Linked DNA regions of Mus musculus: regions 2 and 3 are each linked to region 1. The links are chromatin loops, found by intact Hi-C in ENCODE. Cell type or tissue: heart. All regions are shown on one strand.

The links. A loop is a pair of places that touch in the nucleus more often than their neighbours do. Peaks named below come from ENCODE experiments on the same cell type or tissue, not always from the same donor. Only the 100,000 strongest peaks of a DNase experiment are listed, where the experiment ranks them.
Region 2: a loop joins it to region 1, with 3 times the contacts of the local background. A loop is called at or near these places in 9 of 42 quality-filtered maps.
Region 3: it touches region 1 in a loop (4-fold over the local background); 21 of 42 quality-filtered maps call a loop at or near these places.

Annotation. Positions count from the first base shown.
Region 1 is chr2:33,214,538-33,222,537 of GRCm38, reverse strand. The region is part of intron 8 of Ralgps1 (Ral GEF with PH domain and SH3 binding motif 1); the gene reads left to right. Angptl2 (angiopoietin-like 2) reads right to left here and starts at 6,577. Exons shown (of 5, transcript NM_011923.4): 1 at 6,085-6,577. In heart, a CTCF peak has its summit at 3,139 (motif pointing left); DNase peaks (open chromatin) are centred at 917, 5,437, 6,577, 7,017 and 6 weaker places; H3K4me3 peaks cover 2,457 bases; H3K27ac peaks cover 4,457 bases.
Region 2 is chr2:33,312,505-33,320,504 of GRCm38, reverse strand. The region is part of intron 4 of Ralgps1 (Ral GEF with PH domain and SH3 binding motif 1); the gene reads left to right. Among named protein-coding and RNA genes, the nearest start is that of Ralgps1, 55 kb to the left of the region's middle. In heart, a CTCF peak has its summit at 3,707; DNase peaks (open chromatin) are centred at 3,054, 3,794, 4,602, 5,064 and 1 weaker place; H3K27ac peaks cover 3,217 bases.
Region 3 is chr2:33,344,981-33,352,980 of GRCm38, reverse strand. All of the region lies in intron 1 of Ralgps1 (Ral GEF with PH domain and SH3 binding motif 1), which reads left to right. Among named protein-coding and RNA genes, the nearest start is that of Ralgps1, 23 kb to the left of the region's middle. In heart, CTCF peaks have their summits at 3,686 (motif pointing right) and 5,147 (motif pointing right); DNase peaks (open chromatin) are centred at 1,860, 3,690, 6,800, 7,320 and 2 weaker places; H3K27ac peaks cover 1,738 bases.

The DNA of each region.
Region 1 (8,000 bases):
GAAGACCCAGCATGCCTGCACAGTGGTTTCTAAGCCTGCCGCTGACCAGGATGGGGAAGGAGCCTGCTGCAGAGTAAGTGTCTAAACAGAGCCATCAGGTGGGGGATGTGGCAGCAGGAGTGTGAGCACTGGCCGTCTACTTTGTTGCACATGTGTACCCCTACACTCTGTGTTGTTGGCCTTCACATCTCTGTGCATAGATGGCTCCAGGTACTGGGTGCTCTGTGATTATTATTACTAGCACTTGGGAAACACAGTATTGATGCCTGACCTAGGATGCAGATCACACCTGAACTGAGCAGCAAGGAAAGCCCAGGCTCCAAGGTGTCAGATCGCCTGGAGTAAACATCAGAACCATATTTGATGATCAGTGCCAGCCCCATGCCCTCACTCCAAGGTCACCTCTCCACCACTATGAATAAAGACTCCTGTTTGTTTGTTTGTCTAATGGCCAGGATGCAGTTGCTTCTTACTGTTGAGCAGACTTGACTTTCAAGTCAGTACAAGGGTGAGTCTTGTTGGACGTTAGAAAGAGCTTCTTCATCCTGTGAGTGGAGCGACCCCAGAATGGGCATCGCAGACAAACGGTGGTAGACTCACCTTGGGTAGCTTGGAGAAGGAACTGTGTATCATTTGTCCTCCATGAATCACCCCAAGCCTGGAGGCCAGGGTGGGAGTAACCAGTCTCCAACTGCCACCCTTCTCAACCCAGCATCCTGTGAATCATCCCTCATGAGAGACCATGAGGGCCCCCAGGGAGCTGCAGCCAGCTCCTCCTCACTTCTCAGCTTAGCAATCGTCAGACCTTATATAAGTCCCTCTCCATGCAGCCTTCCTTCCATCACCCGCTGGCTTAGCCTTCCCCTCTACCAGTCGGGCTCCATTCTGGGGTCGGCCCTGTTGCGAGTGACTTGGGCAGAGGCACAGACCAGAGAAGCAGAGAGAGTAGGTTCACGTCCTCCAACTGTGCTTGCAGGAGTGATGGAGATGGGGTGGGGCAAGCCTGAAGTCCCAGGCTCTCGTGCACATGCCACGGGTGAGCCGTTGGCTTCCAGGGAAGGCTGACTGTGTGGAGGCGGACTGTGGTCACACCGTGAGATCATAGGGGATGTGGTTAGGCTGGGGAGCTGGGTGCCCATGCCAGGGGGATGAGGATTCTGCTGTTGCTCTTTCTTGCTGCATTATTAGGGAACCATTTTGAGATTCCCCCAAAGTCCACACACGGAACCCTCTGTGCCAGGAGTCACGGAATGCAGAGCAGAGGCAGGGAGTGTCTGGAGAAGCCATTGAGAGGCCAGCTTCTGAGTTGGCTGCTGCATTTTCTGTGGTGCCTAGTGTGCTCTGGAGCCCTGGATTGGGGGCCAGGGTGGGAGGTGTCTGAGGCTGGCTACACACCACTGCCCCAGGCAGCTTCCTGGAAAACCTGGACATTGCCCGGAGCGTCTCTCCTGAGCCCAGCTGAGTAGCTGACACAGAAGGTCGCCTCAGCCAACAGAGATGCCTCCTTCACATTCATCCCCATTTCAGAGATGAACAAATGGAGCCAAGGGATGAAGACAAGGGCCAGGACCAGGGCTGCCAGATGGTAGGGGTGGGCTTCAAGCTAGCTTTCTTACCCACACGCTCCTAAGTTTCTCCCTGCATCTGGGTGGGTGTGAGACGGAGTCTCGTGTAGTCCAAGTAGACCGGGGACTGGCCAAGGCTGGTATGCCCATGAGACTCCTGACCCTCCTGCTGAGATGTCAGGCCCTGTGTGCCAGTGCCCATTTTAGGGGGTGTTAGGCAATTAAACCCAGGTCATTTGGTGTGCTAGGCCAATACACTACGCTATAATTCACTCCATATGCACTTCCAGGACTAAATAACATTCACATGGCATTAAGTCAGCATTCTTACATGCATCTTACCTTCACATGCTTTCTGCCTGGAGAGCCCTTTCCCACAATTCTATCTGGTATGTATCTGTCTTCCTTTCTAAGGTGACCTCTTAAGGCCACCTCTCTGTGCAGAAGTCTCCTCTCTACGCCAGCTTGCAAGAACAGTTCTGTCCATCCAGCACTCAGAGCTCAGACTGTACTGGCTGGCTGCCCCAGAGTGTGCGCTTCTTAGAGTCGCCTCAGCACGCCCAGCTGCTAGTGCAGCACCTCGGCAACTAGACACCAAGGACTACGTTTGTTCTACTTATTCTCCTGGCTACTAGTAAGAGACAAAGCAGGAAAAAAGAGATGAGGGCTCTGTGCTCCAGGGGCCCTCAGCAGCAGGCATTCCTAACTCAGGTGGCAGTACTCAGGACAACTAAGGGGCCCCATGACCCAACCAGGATGGGGACTAGAAGTGATGGATCTAGGGGGAGGGGAAGTGCCTGAGGTTTGTCTCATTACTCATGGACTCATCCACCCTGCAGGTCTCCTCTGCTGTCCAGGGTGGATGCTGGAGAGTCATTCAGCAGTCCAACCTTCCACAGCAGAGACTGGAGTAGGATCCATCCCTGGAAGGCTTGGGCCTTCGGGAACCTGGGAGTCTTTGGGAGCTGAAGATAAGAGTCCCTTCTGGGCATTTCTGTGGTGGTCTCCATCTGCCTGTGTGAGAACTGAGTGACCAAGGCCAAGTCTCTAGGGCTGCTGGCCTCAAGACAGGCTGGTTTCACCAGGGAGTGGACCTGCACAATGGCTCAATTGTCAGAGGCCTGGCTCCACACCCAGCATCTCAGCATTCCTGTGATCAGAATGTGTCTCATGGCAATGTATACATGGAACCGGATGCTGTAACACCCCCACCCTCCCCCAACTCCCTGCTCCTGTTAGGAGCAGGATACAGCTTGGCCACAGAAACTTCCCCCAAATAAGGATTCTGATGTGTACTATCTACCACCGTAAACTCCAAGCTGCCCGAGCTTAAGTAACCTCTTCGGCGTTTTCTGTAAGTTTACAGGAAAGATTCACTTCTCTATCTAGTTCTTCACAGAGATTTCTACTGTATGGCTGTAGCAGACTGTGAGCTGAGCTGGAGGGGCAGCTTAAAGCTGGGGTTCCTCCTTTGTGGGCCACCGATGGAGAGGCCATGGGAGGTACTGTGTTCCGGAGCCTCAGTTTCCACTTCTGTATCAGCTCCCAGGGCCATCTCTTATGACTCGCGCCATCTGCTGGGTGTTTGTAGAATTGTTTACAGTCTGCCTATCTCATCCTAGTGCTCTTAGGTTCTGCACAGCTGTTCTATGGTGTGCACCTAAGATGAGAACCTTCCAGATAAAGTAGGCTGTGATTCAGTGAGAGGCAGAGGCTGAATATACCTGCCCTTCCCAGAGACTGGCTGTCTGCTGTGTTTGTTTCAGATGCCTGTGCTGCCTCAAGGGCTGTTAGGTGTGGCCCAGGGTAGGTGCTGAACTCCCACACAGCAGCCTCACAGGATTCCCCGGCCAGTGATGGGAATACCTGCCAGCACGCCTATCCTGTCAGGTGGATGAACCCCAGGCTCTGCCCTCCACACGCAGGGTGGGAACAGTGTGGACCGCGCAGCTCCACTCCCCACGCTGCAGATGTGGGTCCCTGCAGAGAAGGCAGCAGGGACGCCAGGGAAGCACACTGTTCTTGGAGGGATTAAGGTCAGCAAAAGCAGACTTGACAGCCAGGGAGGGCCATAGGGCGGCATCAGGACAGAGAGGTCAGGATGCCGTGTGGAGTAGTGGAGTACAATGGAAGGGGGAGTGGGCTTTGGAAACACAGTACTAGGTTCAAAGCCTATGGATCACATAGCTGTTAGCTTGGGCAAGTTAGCTTTCTTTATTCCTTCATCTGAAACAGGAACCCATTTTCTAGGGTAGGAGTAAGGATGGAGTAAGATGGAGTGCCTGCTCACCAAGCCCAGTGGGCAACTGTTGTGGGGTTCTTGCCTGTGAGCCCACAGCCATGCTGGGCATGAGTCGCTAGACTCCTACATGCCGTCCACCTATCTCTTTCCGCTGTGTTCCCCTTGCCCAGTGGTAATCTGTATGTCTTAGCCAGATTCACAGAGTTAGGCAGAACCTTTGCAGAGGCCAGAAAGCCACCAGGTTCACACTGCAGTAGGAAACCTTCAGTGTCACCCACCCCAGAAGCCTGAGTTGGAAGCATGTACTTCACAGCCACTTTCCAAATGCCACCAGGAACTCAGGAAACCTCTGTCCCTGGGCTCAGATACGCTGGTGTTGTGTGGCAGTAGTTACCACGGCCAGGCTTGCTGGAGTCTGTTCTCTGCTTGTCCCTCTGCAACAGGTGCAGCCGGTGGCCCTCTTGCGGGACCAAGGAAGCTCCATTTTCCTATCCCTGTGGCTCTGACAGGGATGCCAGTAGGCAGATCCCAAGGGTGATGCAGGATAGCATCCTGCCTGGGAGAGTGGTGTTAGAAGTTTTGGTCTAGTTGTATGTTTTCTTACAATATACTTCTAGGATGTAGAAATGCTACAGGTGGCTCAAGCCCAGTCCAAGATGCAAAGTATCTTTAATACATTTTAATACTCTTTTATTATTTTATATTTAAATATAAATATATGAATAATATATGTGATAAATAAAATATAAAATAAAGTTATTTTAATACCCTTTAATCCTCATGTTGTGGTGACTGCCCCCCCAACCATAAAGCTATTTCATTGCTACTTCTTAACTGTAATTTTGCTACTGTTATGAATTGTAATGCAAATATCTGATATGTAGGATATCTGATGTGGTTGCAACCCACAGCTTAAGAACCGCTGCTTTAGAGAATGTATCCAGGTCAGGGCAAGAGTTGGGGTACTGGTTCTTCCCTCTGGGCATGCTGATGGTTGGGCTCTAATAACTGGTAACCAGGGCTTTAGAGACTCTGAACACATCTCGTGCGCCACCCCTGGAGAGCAGTGAGTGATGTGTGACTTGAAGAAACCCTGAAGTCACATGCCAGGCTTCCTCATCTGGGAGATGGAGGTAGTTAGATGTGTGTTGTGGGGTTGCTGCAGGTGTCTGCTGGGCTGTTGCTGAGCTGGGCTCTCAGCCCTCTTTTTCACAGATCAGGAAACTGAGGTTTAGAAAAGCTGTGATCTGCCACTTAACAGAGTTCAGACAGGAGCCAGCTCATAATCGCTGCCATACTAGGCCTGTACTTGGAAGAACCCATGTGGAGAGCACTGAGCTAGCTTTGGAACTTGTGTTCTCAGTCTTCCTCAAAGGGATCTTTTTCTGAGTAACAACACTGGCCTCTGGGAACTCTCCTAATCCCACAGCAGAGGCAATAGCTGACCCGTGACACGGATGTCACAGGGAGAGGGGAGGGATCAGCAGAGAATTTCTGTTTGGAAATGTTATCTCATGCTGAAGCGCTTGCTTTCAAGGGACTGACTCTGTATGTGGCGCCTGCTGTGTCCCCTCACTAGGCTGTTCAGAAAGCAGGTCCTCCACAGTCTCTCAGCCACATCCTGCTGGCTGGAGACCTGGGATCCATCTACTGTATCCTTGGGCGCAGAGGGAAAGTCAGGGCAGCACTTTGCCCCAGTCCTACCGACAGAAACTTGTGGGTGACATGTTCTGTCCCGCACAGGACGCCTCTGCTCCTGGCACGCTGGCAGCTCGTGCTGCCTGGCCCAGGGCACTTTCTGAACTGAGGCCCCCACTGCCTCAGGTCCGCATTACATCTGCTTCTGCTGTAGCATAACTCTAGCTGGCTGGGTGTGCAGGAGTCCGGAGCTTGAACACAACTTGCCCAGTCCTACACTGCCCTGCGACTCTCAGCCTGCTGCCCTTTCAAATCCGCACCTACACACATGCACATACCCGGCTACCAGCCTGTGTCCGACAGCCAAACCGGCTCACCCCAGAGGCTCTTTGTCTGAAAGAGGTGAGTGGAGCTCACCGATGAAGTCCTCAACATCCCAGCCCAGTGTGCTTGTGCCTCTACACCACCCTGCCCAAGTATTCACAGTCCTCTGCCTGGTCAGATGCTTGATTCAGCTCTGAGCAAAAGCAAGGTTTGACCCCTGTGGGGTCCAGCTGCACACGGAAGCTGGAGGAGTCAGGGTTGCCCGTCTCAAGCCCCTCTTCCCCTGGCTGCTGCAGTTGAGAGCTGACCCCTTACCTCTTCTCTCCTGCTTGGCCCTGGAGCAGCGCTTCACATGCCTCACGGTGCCATCAGCAGCACAGCCTGGCCGTGGCCTCCAGGAGAGGTCCCGAGTCTCAGGCTGGACTGGCCGCCGAGCAGCCCTGCCTCACTGGCCTCAGCTGGCAGCAGTCTATGCTCTCTGAAGCTCCTAGGGATGAGGCTGGCTCTGGTGTCACCGGGGCTGCTCCCAACCTGCTCTCCCTCACAGTGTGGTCCGCAGCTGCCTTAGTGCATGCTTCTTGCAGGTCCTGGGTCCAACAACACCACTCAGGGCTTGGGGTCCATCCCCAGGCCGACAGCAGCAGCCTCAGTTGAACTCCCAGGTCCTTTGTGGAGCCTTTACGTGCCGCCAGAGGAAACTGTGAGCACAGCCTGACCCTGGTTGGCTGCAGGCACTTCTCTCCGCCCACCAGTGCAAGAGGATCCCCCAGGCCCCAGAAAAGCTCTGGGCCTCCCCTCAGCTCCAGACAGGGGCGGGCCGCCTGGTGATGTCACACTAGCTCCAGCCCCAGCTGGCCCAGCCCCTCCTGCCTGCTTTGGCGGCCTGGGCGGGGCCCCCTCCTTCTTTGGCACAGGAAGGCTGGCCAGCTCTGCTCCTGGCTCACCAGCCTGCTCCACTCCCTGAAGGCTGACGTTGCTGGGGTGCCCTGTGTAGGCAAAGCGCTTCCACTGGACTCGGGTAACGGACTTGAGCAGCTGCGGCTGTGCAAGCAGCTGCTTGGGAGGCCAGGGAGCCCTGCTCACTCTTTCTGTGGATTGCCTTACTAAGTGTTCAGCATCTTCTTTCCAAACCACTTCATCCCTGCAGAAGGCACTGCTAATGTGGCAGTGGGGTAGGACAGTGAAAGTACCATGACTGGGTTGGGAAACTAGAGGAAGACTGTTTGCCACTCCCTGAGCTTCCTTCTCTACAGCATAAGTGAGCCACATTCCAGCAACACTGCCAGGTTCACCAAGGTCACCTGGGAAGGTCCGGTTACAGGATCAAGGACGGTGTGCCAGGTGGGCAGGTGGGCTGGACTTAAATCCAAAGCCCCTGCTATGTGACCCTGCCAGCCTTAGTTCTCAGCTGTGACTTGGGTGAACACGTGGTAGAGTCCCTGGGAGCTGTCAGTTGTGAATGGTCAAGAGAGTGGAGTGAGCGCTAAGACTGGTGGCTCCGAGTAGAGAAGGACAGGGCCTTGGTGCCTAGGCCACATCCTTCAGATGCATCAGGTCTGTTGAGCTGGCAGTAGAAGGCCACTGGCATCCTGCAGGGGTGTAGAGAGGGGGAGACCCCAAGTCCCATGCACAGGCTCACCCACTGCTTGATATTAGTGATGTCTCTTCTTTGAAAAGTGTTAGTGGTGGTGGTAACATTTAGGTACGAACTAAGAGGAAACTTTAGTGGCCCTCTCTTACAGCAAGTCAACATGGGATATTTTCCTGATCTCTAAGGAGACAGACCCACTGTGGCTCCCTCTCCTGAGACTGCCACCTTTTATTCAGGAAACAAATTATTTTTTCTGCTTCTCCTCAGCCTACTTAGCCCCTTCCCTCTTCTGTCAATTTCTTCTGTTCCTAGAAGAAACTACAGACCTTAAGGGACACCATTAGCCAGAGAGCTGATCTGGGCTGGGCAGGAAGTCTTTTTCTACCAGGGAGTGATGAGCACCGCTCTGCTTTCTGCCTAGGACCTGGTCCGGGTCCTGTGGCTGAACACCACTTATTTGGAAGTGAGTCACCATATTCCGCAGCGTGGTCATACAGCACATTGAGAGGCTGTCCCCTTTCACTTATCTTCCTCGCATTTCTAGGATGTGTTTATGAAGATGCTACTATTAGCCAAAGCCCCCGTCCTCTGACAGCAAACAGTTGGGCTGGGAGAAAACTGCTGCGTGCTGAGGGTGAAT
Region 2 (8,000 bases), 98 kb before region 1:
GCGTTGTTCTAACTCGTGCCTGTGCACTCACATATGTATGTGCATGCACACTGGGTGGAGGTGGGCTGGGTGCTTTAAAATAGCAAGGCCATTATTGTCACTACCTGGCCGACTGCAGGTTCAAGTTTCCCACTTTGTGGTTCTGTTTGCAGTGTTCCCTTTCTTCTGGTTGTCTCTCCCTCCTTCCTCTCACACCTCTTGATGGGTTGGGCCTTCCATCTTTTCTTTGCCTCTAAGGTTTTCAGAAGAAGGTGGTCACAGGCAGCTGGTTTTTGGAGGTCTGTACTCCAAGAGGCCCTGGTGTAATCTCAGTACCTGGAGTAGCAGCTGCTCAGGGGATCTGTCCTGAGTGGAGAAGGGCCAATACCCAGTGAGGGCAAGCATCTTGGCACAGTGTTTTCTGACTGACTCAGGACAGGACAGCTCAGGAGCAGTGTCTACTGGGTGCGCAGTGGTCACTTTTCCCAAAGAAAAAAAGAGGGGTTTTGCCTGGTGGGCTCAGCCTTTTGGAGATTTGAATTCAGTGGCTCCCACAGCTGGGGCTGGAATGTAGCACTAGGACTTGTGCTCTTCTCTGTGGGGTAACCACAGCGCCTCATCCCAGGACTCAGGAGGACTGGCAGAGTATAAGGAATGTGGAGGTCACAAGCATGGGACACGATTGTGCTGATCCCTGCTAAATAAGTGACCAGTTTTATAAAGAGCTGGCAACTTAACGTACATGTAATTCTGTGGCATTCTGCTTATAGCTAGGCTGCTGTTGGACCTGGATAACTGGGTGACAGCTCTGGTTAGACTCCTGCCTGCCAGGGCTCGGGTGACGCTACCTCATGAAGGGCTTTGTTTGAGGGTCCTGGTGGCTGCATCCTGCTTGACCTGGCATGTTTTGGCATAGCATTTTGTGTCCACAGTATTCCCTACCAAGTCTGTCATACTCACAGAACGGAGGCTCCTACAGCTCCTCAGAGGCACCAGACCCCAGCATGGTGGATCTCTGTTCTCAAACTGAGCTGGAAATGGACATGGCCTTGGCTGTACTTAGCCCATGACCCTATCAGAGTTGAGCTACTGCTTAATAACTATATATAACATCTGTCAGAGCTGGGATGGGTGTGGCTGCTCTCATCCCAGCTAAGATGCTGGACTCCTTACTCATTATCTTATAGTTTCCTTGTGCATGGGAGATGTGATTTTGTTTTGTTTTGTTTTGAACTCACAGCAGCTACCCAGTGTCAGTCATTTGTGGTTATTGCTGCTGCTCAGTCTGAGCTGGCTCTGTGTGTTGTGGATGGGAGGTCTTCACTGCAGGATTATTCAGCAAAACCTAGTCAGGAGCAACACCCTGGAGGGTACAGCAGAGTGGCTATGCATCTATGCCGAGCCCTTGGGACTGGTGTCCAGATGCCAGCCAGCCTAGGAGGAACTTGTAACAGGAGGAGCCTTGAACATAGAGGAGTGGGAAAGGGACTGTATCTCATTGGTGAGGCAGGGATGAAAGGAGAGTTTGTGTTAGTTCCCACCGCTGTGACCGTCTGACTAACATAAGTCTGGGAGGAAGAGCTTATTTTGGTTCACGGTTTACCAGTGGCAGCCAGGCATGGCAGCATGGGGCGTGAGGCAGCTGGCCTCGTGGTGCCTACAGTCAGGAAAAGAGTGGTGAGCAGTCAGGCTCTGCTCTCTTTCTCCTTCTCGTTCAGTGCTGGATCCCAGCCATGGGCTGCTACTGCTGGCCATGTTTAGGGACAACTTCAGTTAACAACTTTAAAAGTGCCCTCAGAGACTTGCCCAGAGGGTTGTCATCTGATGACTCGAGACCCTGTTGAGTTGAGGATATTAACCATCGTGACCTGAAAAAGGAGTTTCACGTGGAGTGAAGACAGATGGTGTGTTGGCGGCTTTCAGTGCTGCTCTGCCTGGTATTCTGGGGATTTCTTTCCACCCTCTGCTCTTCCAGGGCATCATTAAAGGATGCTGGCTATAGACAAGAGTTTCCCAGAAGTCTGTTGTTCTGTCACCAGCTGAAGTTGGGACAGACCCAAGTGGCTGAGTGTCCAGCAAATTCAGCAAGATGCAAAGCTTCTCCGGGTGCCCTTGGTCTTCACAGTTTCTGGCCACCTCTCCCCATGGTGCCCCTTCCCCACAGTCAGATCTCCCAGTAGTTAGACCCACCTTTACTCAGTCATACATCAGTCCACTGTGCCAAGACACCACCACTTGAGAGACAAGGATGGCAGGAACTCCAGCATGAGACAGACATGCAAATAAAAGCGGACAAGAAGTACAAGGTCACAGGGCACCGGAGGGTTGGGGAAAACATGCAGTGAGCATGGTATGGGTGGGTGAATGAGAGAGCCAAGAAGGCCAGCAGCCCAGACCACTGCAGAAGCAGAATGTCACAGCTCCCATGTGTCTGAGCGCTAGCTGCACAAGTTGGTTATCACAGAAAGTGTGTTCAGGCTCTACAAGATCAGGGCTACAGCTTCAGGGACAAGGACTGATAGTGAGGACCACAGTAAAGGAATGGCAAGAAAAGAGCCTCGAAGCCTAGGTCTAGAGACTCAGTAGCACACACAGAGCCAAACACAGGGCCTCTGGGTATCTTCAGGGAGCAAGAGCCTATGAAAGGGGCTGGACTGGGCAGGTAGATTCTCTGGCTCTGAGTTGGGCATTGTTAGGCATGTTAGGGCAGGGAGCCTTAGGTGGACTCAGCTCCAGAGTTTGAGCTTAGCGCTGAAGGATATTTATTTATTTATTTATTTATTTATTTATTTATTTTTGAGGCAGGGTTTCTCTGTATAGCCCTGGCTGTCCTGAAACTCACTCTGTAGACCAGGCTGGCCTCGAACTCAGAAATCCGCCTGCCTCTGCCTCCCTTGTGCTGGGATTAAAGGTGTGCGCCACCACGCCCGATAAGGATTTTTAAAAGGAGAAAGCTTCCCCCACCCTGCCCCTTTTAGCTGTCTACTCCGAGGTAGACCTCTCTGGAGTGGTGAGGGTGGTCAGAGGATTCTGCAGGACTATAGATCTGGAGAGTGGTGGTGAGAATGGCAAGTCTGGTGAGGGCTGCTTCCAGCTGCTGTGAGTGCAGGGCAAGCAGAGAAGAGGACCAGGGCCTGAGGTAGTGGAACGGATCCTAGAGTAGGATGATCCTAGCACAGCTCGGGACTTTGCCTGTGGGGGGGTGAGGTTAAAAGGATCAGAGGTCCAGGCAGCATGGAGACTGAGAAGGTAGACGTGGGGATGGAGGAGCACTGCGTGTGGGTGATGGCTGTGCTGTGGGGCAGGGGCTGAGGTGGGGTTGAAGACAAAGGCCCTTAGATGAGGGTCTGAGGGCAAGAAGGGGAAAGTGAAGTTGTACCAAAAGGCAAGAGAGCAGGCAGCACTGTGGACGAACCCACAACCAGGGGAAAAAAGTGAGTTTGGCCTGTAACCTAGGAAGGTGAGACCCAGAGTGGACAGCCACCTTCCCTGGGTGCCAGGCATTAGGTCTGAAGAGATGCTCAGCATCTTCCTGCCTCACTGTCTGCAGCCTTAGAGAGGACTGCCTCTGGACAGGGAAGAGGTGGGGCATTGAGAACAAATGTTTGAGGCAGAGGGCCATTGTGTAAGGAATTATTTCAGCCTCCCTTCATGTGGAGCTGGAGACTTGACTGCCATCTGTGGGACACTTGCTGCTATGTACATAGGCTGGACTGCAGGAGCCCAGGGCTCAGTGCAGGCCCACAGTTCCCCAGCAGGGGTGCACTGGGGCTCGGGGAGACACTGCTGTATGGGTCGGGAGCTGACCCTCTGGCCTATTGTCTGGCTGTGCTGCCTCCTCTGAAGACATGGACATTCCAGAGAGCCGAGATCAATGTTGGATGGGGGACAAACCCTGCGTGTCCTCGATTCCCTTTGGCTCTGGGAGAGGGGGGAGAGCTGCCAGCAGGCAGTCGCCTGTGGTGAGGAGCGAGGTTTCACTGACATCATTGAAAGCCCTCTCTTGGGTCAAGTTCTGGGCAGTGTGCACAGAAAAAAGCAAAGCCGCGGTCACTTCTTTCATGGATGGCAAAGCCCTCGGCAGCCCTGGCTCCTATTTTTCCTTTGGAGCCAGAGACCTGTTTCTCTGACCATCTTCCTGACTTGCCTAGAGCCTTCCCTCCTCTTTTCTACTCAGGAGGCAGTCCATACTCCTTCAGCATCCCATGGGGTCTGTAATAGCTAGCCTACCTTGCTAGTTCTCCTTCATGTCCCCTCCCATTTTACTTCCTGCAGGCTGCCCCCTCCACCTGGAGTGTCCAGATGCCTCAGAAGATGGGGTGCAGTTGTGCAGCTAGAGCTTCAGGGTTCTGTGACTTCCTTTAACCCACTCCTGTAGACACCTTTGCCTCTAGTAGTCATTTGACTAGTCTGCTGGTTAAAGCCTCCTTCCTAGATTATAACCGCAGGACTCTTCCCCCATCTCCTGGGACCTACTGCGGTGCCCAGTGTTGTTTGCTGACTGTATTTAGGGGGAGACTGTTGTGATGAGTCCCTTCCTACCTGCTGTCTGTGCAGTGCTGCTTCCCTCTGTTCAAACTAAAGAATGAGGTATCAGCACCATGCACTTGTCATCCAGTGAGAAGAGGGGGGCTCCTAGCACAGGGCTCATCAGAGTGGATGCCAGCAAGCGCTGAAGGCCTCCCTCTGCTGCTGCTGCTCTTCATTTACAGCTGTCATTTGTTCTTTGGTCTCTAGTTTTTTTCCTGTCTAGTGACTCTTGTCACACTGAAAACACAGTAGAAAAGGGTCCTCTTCAGCTGAGGCATGGTGGACACAGGAGTCAGGTCTGGCTGTAGACCTGGCCAGCAGCACATCAGAATTAATGCACTTTGGAACTTTGAGACTCATTTTTTCTCTTTTCTTGAGCATGGATATGACATGAGTACTGGTGAGAAACCAAATTTCCTTTTAAGTGAATTAATAACCTGACACTAAACAGAGGCCTTGCTCACAACACAGAACAGAGCCTCACAGAGCAGCTGTTTTCACCCACAGGCTGTCTGGGCTCTGGCTTTAGGAGCAACAGCTTGATCTCAGGCAGGGTAATGGGGGAGGGAGTGGCAAGCCCTGCTGGTGAGATCTGTGAGGAATCTGGCTCTGCTGTTCTCTAGCTGGGAGGCCTAACTAAGGCCAGTGCCTTTTCCTCTTGCTGTCTTCCTTTCCTTATCTGTAAAATAGCTGGGAGGGGCCTTCAAGGTGGCTCAGAGAGTAAAGGCTTTTGCTGTGCCAGGAGCCCGGTGACCCGAGTTTGAGTCCCAGAACACATAAAGGTGGATGAAGACTCCAACTCCACAGAGCTGTCCTCTGTGATCTTCATGAGTATGCTGTGGTCCATGTTCCCCCTCACCCTCTCCCCCCAGAGAGAGAGAGAGAGAGAGAGAGAGAGAGAGAGATCAGGAGAGGAGAGGTGGTGGACTGTGTCTCATAGTATGGGTACAGGTGATTGTGTAGGCAGAGGACCTACAACTCATTTCTTCATCTGAGAGAGGAGACAAGTGCTGCAGTAAATCTCCTCCCAAATATGCCCCGGCAATGAAAACACAACACAGTTAATATGAATACATGCTGTGTGCCTAGATTGGGCAGATCTACCACTACACTACCATCTTCCACAGCTTATGAGACCCCTTAGAACTTTCGGTTTCTCCAGGTCGTGTGCTTCTGCTCCGCTTTTCTTCCTCCTCCTCTGCATCCTCTCCCTCTTCCATTTTCTTCTTCTTCTCTTTCCCACCTTCTGCTCCACCTCCCCTTTATCTGCCCAATCTTCAGCTCTCCTTTATATTACAAATTAAGGTGGGCAGCAGGTTTATAGGAAATCACCTGAGTGCTGACTCATTCCTTGTTCACAACCACTCACAGGAGAACGGAATTAACATCAAATATGATTGGCCCCTGGGCTATCCACAACAGACAAGAATAGAATGAGACAATCCCCAGCACCACTGTCGGATGAGAGGTGTATCCCAAAGCATGCCTGTCAGTATGATCAAGTACTTAAGCACCCAGAGGAGAAAAAGGCTGTTACAAGCCACCTGGCCCCTTTGAGTCTGCATTTTTCTGCTTGCAGAATGGGATGCTGACATGGTGAATAATTCAAAAGACTGGACCTGAGACTGAATGATGTAATTTTTCAGTTTCATTGAGGCACAGTCGGTAAATAACAAACTAAGCTCGGCAAAGGCAATGAGTTGCGTTTTGATGACAGTGTATGCATGGGAAACACCCCTTGTCAGTGACCCTCACTCTAGCCCCCTTCCCCTCTCCGTTCCCTGACTTTTATCCTTAACATTCTGCTGTTTTGAATTTTTGACTATTCTAGTTTTTTTTTTTTTTTTTTTTTTTTTTTAAAAGGAATGTATTTAATTGAGTTTATGATTTCAGAGTAGTGGCAAACATTGTGGTGGAGCAAAGGCATGATGACAAAAACCACTGAGAGTTCAAGCAGGAAGCAGAGAGAGAGAGAGAGAGGGAGGGAGGGAGGGAGGGAGGGAGGAATAGGGAGAGAGGTAAGGAGAGAGAGAGAGGGAGAGAGGAATAGGGAGACTATTCTAGTTTTTTGCATTTCTATGTGAATTTCAGAAATATTTGTTTATGTTTTGCAGCAAACGCCTGCTAGGATTTTAACTATATTTGCTTTGAGTCCATAGATGGATCTGGAAAGAATCAAATCTTAATGATGTTGAGTCACTTGGACCATGAACATTTATGTTCTAGTTTCATCTCTTTTCCTGGAACAAATACCATGATAAAAAAGGAACTCAGGAGGAAAGGGTTTTCTTCAGCTCACAAGTCACCAACCATTCTTAAAGGAAGTCTAGGCAGGAACTTGGAGCAGAAACCATTGGTGAATGTAGCTTGCTGGCTTGCTCAAGGTTCATGCTTAGCTAGCTTTTTTTAATACAGTTCAGGACCAACTGCGTAGGGATGGTGCCGCCCATAGTGTCTTGGACTTGATTACATTGGTTAGTAATTGAGACACTTCCCTGCAAGAACACTATGATTACCAAAATAAATGATGGAAGATGTAAGCACATGGAGACACGTGGTGCCTTGGTTAGCTTTAATTGTCAGTTTCTCAGAGTCTAGAGTCCCATGATAGGAAGACTCCATTTGAGAAATTGCCTAGATCAGACTGACTTTTAAAAAAATATTAAGGGGGGGTGGGTATGGGGGACCTTTGGGATAGCATTGAAAATGTAAATGAGGAAAATACCTAATAAAAAAAATTAAAAAAAAAAGTTAAACCATGCTGGGCAGTAGTGGCGCACACCTTTAATCACAGCACTTGGGAGGCAGAGGCAGGCGGATTTCTGAGTTCAAGTCCACCAGTCTGGTCTACCGAGTGAGTTCCGGGACAACCAGGGCTATACAGAGTAACCCTGTCTCGAAAAACCCCAAAAAAAAAAAAAAAAAAAAAAAAAAAAAAATTAAACTAACCTTTTGTTTCTTGGTAAGTCCTGCTTGAGCATGGTATAGAATTCTTTTGGTAGATTATTAGATTTATTTCATTAAGTCTTTTTTTTTTAAGAATTTTTGTATCTATTCATGATAAGGTGTTTTGGTATTTTTATATCTATAAAATATATATAGTTTTGGTAACTCTAATATTTAATTTTTTATTTTAATTATTGGTGTGTGTGTGTGTGTGATATGTGTGTGAGGATACACTCATGCTATGGAATGCATTTGGAAGTCAGAAGGCAACTTTTGGGTGTCAGTTCTCTCGTTGTACTGTGGGTTCCAGGATTTGAACTCAGGTCATCAGGCCTGTGCAGCAAGTGCTTTAATCCATGGAGCTACCTCACTGTGTCAGTATAATGTTGGTCTCCTTCGTAGCAGAAGCTGGGATGAAAGAACTTATAGAAAACTATTGTGACTTCTTGCTTAAATGTTTTACAGATTTCACTCCAGAACCACTTGGGCATAAGTATTTCATTAACTTTTCCTTTAAATAAAGATTTATATTTCTGTATATGACA
Region 3 (8,000 bases), 130 kb before region 1:
TATTAAAGGCCGTGTCAGGACAGCATTTCCAGGTTCTTGTATTAGCTTCATCTCCTGTCAGCCCTGATCCTGAGGAGTGGAAGGGCAATTGATGTAGCATGTAGGTGTGTTCCCTAAAACATAGCCACCTGTGTGGGGTTGGTTCCCAAGGAGGATGCTGGAAAGCTCTTTTGGTTTACCATGTGGGGCATAAAGGGACGTGGACTCAGCTGTGGATTTCTTAGAAAGCGTATAGCAAGCAAGCAGTGGAGTGGGTTAGCCCAGGTCAGCCTGGCTCTGCATATGGGCTCCTCTCTGCTGTCTGCTGTCTGTCTCACTAGCACTGTTTCTTGAGAGGTGTAGTAGCCACCCACTTGCCTGCAAGCTGGAAGAAGTTTCCCAGCCTTGCCAACCCCAGGGCATTTTGGGCTGATCTATGTCCCTAGTGAGGTCACAGGTTACCAGCTTATCCCACATGGGTAGCCTGTTGTGAACAGGGGAGAAGATACCCTGCACACAGCTATGAGCAAAGCCTTGGCAGAGAGGGTTGCCGCTTTCCCTCATCCATTCTTGGTGTGGTGCCTTATTTGAAAGGCCACTTCTTCCTTTGGCAACCCTCCTGTAAATGTCCCTACTGTGTGTCCATCTCCAGGCTGACACTGCATCTAGACTTCCTACAGCACCCATTAAATAGGTGATGGACCATGTGTCATCTTCATTACTGGATTGGGTCACAGCGTGGCCGCATTCTTGGCCACCCTTCCAAGATATCCAGAAGAGGGTCACTCAGGCATCACCCACAGCCCTATCCTAAGAGCTTTAGTTACCCACAGCTGCCTTCTGAGCAAACTCTGCATGTTCTCACATCTGACTGAGTCCTATAGGGCAGTGGGTAGAGTTTGTTTCAGACACAGGGGCAGTGGAGTGCCTAGAAATGGGAGGGGCCATGTGGGAACAGTATGATCTAACCATTATCTCATATCCTCTTTCTTTTTTAAAACTTTTTATTGGTTCTTTGTAAATTTCACATCATGTACTGTAATCCCACTCATCTCCCTGTCCCCTGGGACCTGCCTTCCTCCTTTGTAATCTCTCCAAAAGAAAAATATCTTGTTGTGAAAGCTATAGTATATCCCACAGTATACCCTTTTATCCATACTTCTTTGCTTGCAAATGTTCGTTGCAGTGAATGTTTGATCTGGTTTGAAGCCTCTGGCTTCTGCTATACTATCAATCCTGGAACCTCAGTGGGTCTCCTTTTGACTATCCTGTTGTTGCCCTGTGTCACAGAGCTCCTGGAGCTTTGTATCTATAGGACTGGCTTCTTCGCATGTTCCAGTGGTTCATTGGTAGGGTACATGTGGGATCGGCCAACTCAAAGCCCTGGATCTGGACCTGAGTGGTATCTGAGCTGGTCAGCCTGCCAACTCCCCTGCACCCACACCACCAGGGCAAGCTCTTTAGCCCTGTCCTGAGTAGATCATCCAGTATTGCAGTGATCAAGGGGTAGATACAGCTCTCCTGTCTCATGCTATCAGGGTTTGGCTCACCCATGCCTTCACAGCTGGCTCTACTGTGCTGCCCAGGCAAGGTGCAGGGCCTGCTTTCCTGAGTGCTACAGCAAGTGAGGGTCAGGGCCAGCTCTTCTGCTCTGATGACCTAGAGGCCAGCTCACCTACCTGCAGTAGGGGGCAATGGAGGGCATCTCTCTCTTATCCATGCCACGGGAGATGAACGGCAGATCCAGCTTTCCCATACTCATACCCTCGAGACCAGGTCACCCGTGACTCCTGAAACCAGGGAAGCTCCACTGTGCTTCCTGGGATGATGTGTGGGGGTGGGGATTGCTCTCCTGAGTACTATAGCTGACTAGGGGCAGGGTCAGCTTTCCTGTTCTCACGCCCTTAGGGCTAGTAGCTTTCCCATGGTGTCCAGGCAAGGGGTGGGGCCAGTTCTGCACAGCTCTCAGCCACCAACATGGTCTTGGGAGGCAGCTCCGACCAGGGATGTCTGTCTAGTCTTTGGTGGTAACAGACCCTTGCTGCTGCAGGGACACAGACTCAGACATGGCCCTCAGTGGCAGCACAGGCCAGGACCTCAGCATAGTCTTAGGTGGCATCCCTGGCTATTCATGTCAGGCTGTCCCTCACTACCCTTGAGTCTGCCTCTCTTCATTGTACACATATCTTTTGCTTCTCTTCCATTTCTCCACCATCTCCTGGCTCCTTAGTGGCATCTTTGGTCTGGGGTCATTTTAGGAGTGGTCTCAGAAATGCTATGCCCTGGCCACACAGTGTGGCACCAGGCACCAGGCAGGGGATGTTTTGGGTGTGATCTGCCTGCCCAGGCCTACATGGTGTCTGATTGGTGGTCATCTCGGGCTTGCTTTTTGTTCGGAGCCTGTGGTGCCAGAATGGTAGTTTTATGTTTTGCCCCCCTCACCCTCAGGCCACACGGCCTAGGTGGGATCAGCTCATCTCAGGCTCACTTCCACCAGCCTTTATAAATACAATCTCAGAAGAAGAAATGACAGAACGGTGCAGTTACTTATCTAGAATGTTCCTTAATTTAAAATTTTCTTAATAAAAAATAGATTTCCTGTTTTAATTGAGAAGATAATGCACAGCCAAACCCAATAGACTGCCTAAACAAGTCTCTGCACGGGGTATGAAACCAGCTGTTAGCCATGGCTGCTACCCCATTTCTTTCATTCTTTTTGTGATAGTACTAACTTGTAGTTTCAGCCACTGTTGCATAGGGGATTCCTATTCCATGTGCCAAACTCAGGCTCAAAGAATACAGCTCCCAACCCCAGCAGATACAACTGAGCCTTTTATCCCACTCTCTGTGACAGAGCGACGTTGCCCCGATGCTTGCCTTGCCTGTGTTGAAGATCCTAGAAATGCAGCTCCCGTTTCCTCGCCTTGTCCCTCCTTTCATGTCCTAACCCCTTCCTGGGGTGTGTTCCAGCCTTTTCCATCAGCTTGCCATCATCCCTACACAGTAGGTCTCTGGTGTTTTAAGAAACTTGTAAGCATTTAACACACAGCTTCCAACACAGAGCTGCACTAGGCCCCATTGGTAGACTGAGCTGCATGCCCCACCTAGCTCCTCTGCTTCTGCCATTGTGTCAGGTACCCAGTGCTTCTGGTGGCCCTCTCCTGTGCCAAAATGGCTTTCTTCCATAGGGACAGTTGGGCATGGGTTGGCTGTGTGTGGCTCCTCCTTGCAGCCTGAAGATTTAACACCCAGACAAGCATAAAACCCTCTTCTGTTGATCTCTGTTTCCCTTCTAGAGGCCCTAGCAGCTACATGCCACTCCAGGTTCTGGCCTCACGCTGGGCACCCCCACATTCTGAGGAACCTGTGTCCCGAGGCCTGGCATTCCTGTATGAGTCTCCCAGACTCCCTGCTAATGGCCTGGGCTCTGGCTCTGTACTGCCAGCCCTCTCTCTCCACCTCAGTCCAGTGGTGAACTGCCAACTGTTGTCAGTTACAATGAGTTAATTTATAAAAATAAGTGAGTCATTAGACACATATGATTTAAAATTCAAGCCAGCTAAACAAATTCCACCCTGACTCTGACATCCTAGTCCCTCATTGTCACCGCTCAGAGGGCAGACATAGCTTCATACTATTGTACACCTTGGTGAATCTGACTTGGCACTGTTGGAATACCAGTATTTATTTAAACAACTGGCCACCAGGTGGCACCAAATTGCCACACAGAGCTCCAGCCTCCCTACCCAGAGGCTGTCTTTAATCCAGTGAGCTGCCTTTCAAGTGTGCAACTACTTTTACCCCTAGGTGCTGTGTTGCTCCAAGTGTTTTCCATACCTACTATAAATAGACAGCATTGAAGTATACAAAACGGTAGACATTTAAGTGCACCTGGAGTTTCTTTGGGAGGCAGGGCTGTTAGTTTGTGTAGCAGGTTTTCTGTATGTCTTCATCATGTGTGTGCATGTGTTGTTAGCAGCCTCAAGCATGTGTTTGTGTAAGCACTTTCTTAGTGAGATGTGCCAACTGGAAGCCAGTTCTCCCTGCCCTGCTCATGGGCCTCTCTAGTTCTCCTCTTTATCTAGTATCACTTGCTGACAAGCCGTGTATTTACTGAATGCCTTATTTGCTGTTTACTGAGGGGTTTCCGGCTTCTTGCTTGCTGCTTTGTCCCTGGAATCCAGGATAGTACCTGGTACAAATAGGACTTTGGGCAAACATTTGTTGGCTGGATGAGTGTGCTGATGTGAGCAGGCGCCTGAGCTGTGGGCATCTTTCATTGTCTGTAAGTCCTGATGTCTTGATTGTCTGATGCAGTGTAATGGGGCACAGAAGCGCATGTGTGGGTTGGAGTCTGTGGCTTCCTGGTGCAGGCCTGGTGGCCTGTCCTGATGGTCCCTGCCATGCTGAGTGCAGCCATGGCCTCGTGCTGTGCTTTCAGCTCTTGTGGGTCTTCATGTTTCCAGGCTTGAAGGTGCCGTGTCTGCCAGGAGTCCAGCCAGGGGACTTTCCACATCAGAGATGCTCAGTCATCACCTGCCACGTGATCCCACAAACCTTTTCCTGGCATTACTGGCTGCCTTTGGTCTTTCCATGTTCCCTTTCTATCCTGAAGTTAAGCTTGTTAACATTTAAATCTGCCAGGTGGGCCATGGATGGGTGACTCAGTAGCCAAAGATCTGCCTAGTATGTGGCAGAACCCAGGTTCCATCCCCAACACTACAGGAAGCTAGTCAGAGCACGCACACACCCATGCTGGCCGCTGGTTTCCTTGGCTTCCTGACATTATTGTGACCCTGAGGGAGAGCTGCTTTCTTCTAAGACTAAAAACACAAATCTGTTTTTCCTCAAATGTTTTAATTTGGGGGGGGGTCTGTTTAACTATTCCCTTTTGCTGAGCATTTATTCTTTTTGTTTGTTTGTTTTTGCTTTTTTGTTGTTGGTTTTTGAGAGAGGGTTTCTCAGGCGGTTCTAGAACTCACCCTGTAGACCAGGCTGGCCTTGAACTCAGAGAGATCCAGCTCTGCCTCTCAGATGCTTGTATAGAGGGGAGAATTGATGAATTTATGTTATTGTCTCAAAGGGAGTTAAAGCTTAAAAGGAAGATTTAAACGTATTTTTATTTTATGTGTACTGGTGTTTTGCCTGCATGAATGTGTGTACTGAGTGCATGCACTACTTGTGGAGGCCAGAAGAGGGCGACAGATCCTTCGGGACTGGAGTTGCAGATGGTTGGGGGCCACCACATGGGTGCTGGCAGGTGTGTGTGTGTGTGTGTGTGTGTGTGTGTGTGTGTGTGTGTGTGTGTGATGGGTCCACTGCAAGAGCAGTGAGTACTTTTAACCAAGGGGCCATCTTCAGCCCCTAGAACTCTTTAACAAAAACATTAAGTTTATTGATTCTGTGTGTGTTTGAGTGTGTATGTGTGTGGAGGTCAGAAGACAGTTTACAGAGGTCTTTACCATGTGGGTCCCAGGGACCAAACTCAGGTTGTCAGGCTTTGGTGGCGTGAGCCTTTGCCCCTGAGCCAAGCCCTTAAAACCTTTTAATGAGAGTTTATTGTTTTCTTCAGGTGACTTCTGCACATTTCTTTAAACTCCTTGCCCAGGTCTGCTCTGGTTTGAGCTGTTGTGTTTATTGCTGGATGCCGTTAGTGGAAAGGAACCGACTTTGAGGCTGGATGCCTGGCACCCAGAGTTCCTTCCCTCAAGCTAGTCCTGTTTGCTCATTCATGTCTTCCTTCCCCGGGTTTCAGGGCTGAAACCATTTCATTCATATTTTAAGTTTGTTTGTTTCTCCAGCAAAGTTTGGAGAGGAGAAAGCAAATATGGGGGTGCACTTCATGCAGTGGAGAGCAAACTCAGTTTATGGAGTGCTGTGAAAATGTCCCCTGTCCTCACACACTTGTGGACATTCACACCCCTCTCATCCCAACAGGGCCCTATAGCGTGTGGGATGGGGCTGCAAGAGCTTGGCGAGCTGGTTGAGCCCCTGCTTTAGCCTCTGTTCACAGGTGACAGACCCTGTGTGCCTCTGTCTGCCAGCTGCCCACTCGCCTCATCCTCTTGGCACAGTTCCTCTCCTCTTGGGGGCTGCCCAGCTACTTGTTACGAAGTTGGGGCCAAGGACAGTGCTTGTGGTGTTTGTTAATGAACGTGTGATTGCAGATCCACCACCTACCCCTACCCTCCTGGTTTCAAGAAGAGGAACTTGGTCTCAGGACTTGGAGGAGTGACTGAAGAGAACAAGAGCCTCATTGTGAACCAGGCCAGCACCAGGCATCCCAGCTCAGGGCTCTCTGGCTTTGTGTGTAGGATCGTGTACCCCTTTACTGTACACCTTGTCGTTTCTGAATCTTCATTGGCAAGGGTCACCGTGTGGAAGCAGGGACACAGTGGGGGACTGTTCAGGGGTCTTGGGTGGCTTGGGTTTTGGGAGGAGACTTGGCTACAGAGAAGCACAGAAGCATCTCTGCACCTGCCGGGCAGAGACTGTGACCCCTCTCCTTGAAGTAACATTGCTTGCTTAGTCCCAAGGCAGATGTTCTTTGAATCATTAAAATCAAGCATGTGATTGAGTGGAGAGGGGCCCAGAATACTAGACTCCTGATCTAGACACCCCACATCCTTAACAACGCAGAAGGGAATCTTCTTCCCAGACTTCTGAGCCATCTTCACAAAGATGGGTGTCTCACATCTCCTCACTTGCCTTTCCCAGAGCGCTCTCTAAAGCCCATTGGCCACAGCAGGTCTGACTCACTGTGGCCCTGCTGCAGGAGGGCCCATGCTTGTGACTTCTAAAATAGAGAGTACTGGAGGAGGGGCAGAAGCAGAGCAGGCTCAGGCTCCTCCCCATTGGTCTTCCACACAGCTTCTGTGCATGAGCCAGCAAAGAGTGGTGCTCCCAGTGCAGTGACCGTGACAGCACATCCCAGTTCACCCCTGGATGCGGCTCTTTCTCCCAACCTGTTTGGGATCCATTTTCATTCGTGCTTGCAACATTTGGAAGAAATCACACTCCTGTAATTGGGCAGGCTTGGTTGTATGCATTTTCTTTGAGACAGCCTCTACTGTCTTAGGAAAAAGTGATCATTCTGCTTTGCCCTTAGGGCCTGCTCATTGGCCTGCTCATCTCAGGCCGTCCTGTGCTTTCCTGAGCTGACAGTCTTGAGGAGCGCTTTGCCTGGGAAGAACCCAGGGCTGCATCTGGGCTTTTCCTTTCCCTCTCTGGGACTCCCCCCACCCCCAAAGAGCAGAGAAAGACGCGGGGTTGTTCTGTGGTTCTGATAACAGCTGCCACGCTCTTAAGGAATTACATCATGAGAACTGCTTTTACTCTTGCATTGTTTGGGTTTCCAGGAGGGTTGGCAGCAAGAGTGTGTTTGCCTGTGTATGCAGGAGACAGGGTGGGGAGGGCTGAGAGGTAGAGAGGTCGAGGGAGGGTGGGAAGAATGGGTTTTTGTGTGTACAGGCTGCTGTGCCCAGCCTAAGCAGCTGATACCACCTTCCCTATGGATACAGAGTTCAGATGTGAAAAGATGTGTCTGCACATAATAGTTGAATCCATCTCCCTCAGTCACTGTATTTACATCTGCAGAGTGGCGTCTTAGTATTGCTGTTGATGTGAAGAAGCATCAAGCCCATGGCAACTCTTAGAAGGAAAACATTTATTTGGGGCTGGCTTATAGTCCAGAGGTTTGGTCCATTATTGTCACGATGGGAAGCATGGTATCTGAAACCTCAAAGTCCACTGCCAGGGACACACCTCCTCCTAATAGTGCCACTCCCTATGAGCTAGGGGCCATCTTCATTCAGACTACCACAGAGGAGGTTTACAGAATGCATGCAAGTCCTGTCTCCAGAGTCCGGGACAAAGCCTCTGTGGCAGAGGCACTGAGGGCCAAGCTGTATTTGCTGTCCTTGGGTCTAGGGCTGGAATCCTGCACAGAGCAAGGGTTGGTGAACCCTTCACTTGTGATCGGACGAGGGGAGAGCAGAGGCAGGCACTGATGCTGTGGCCAC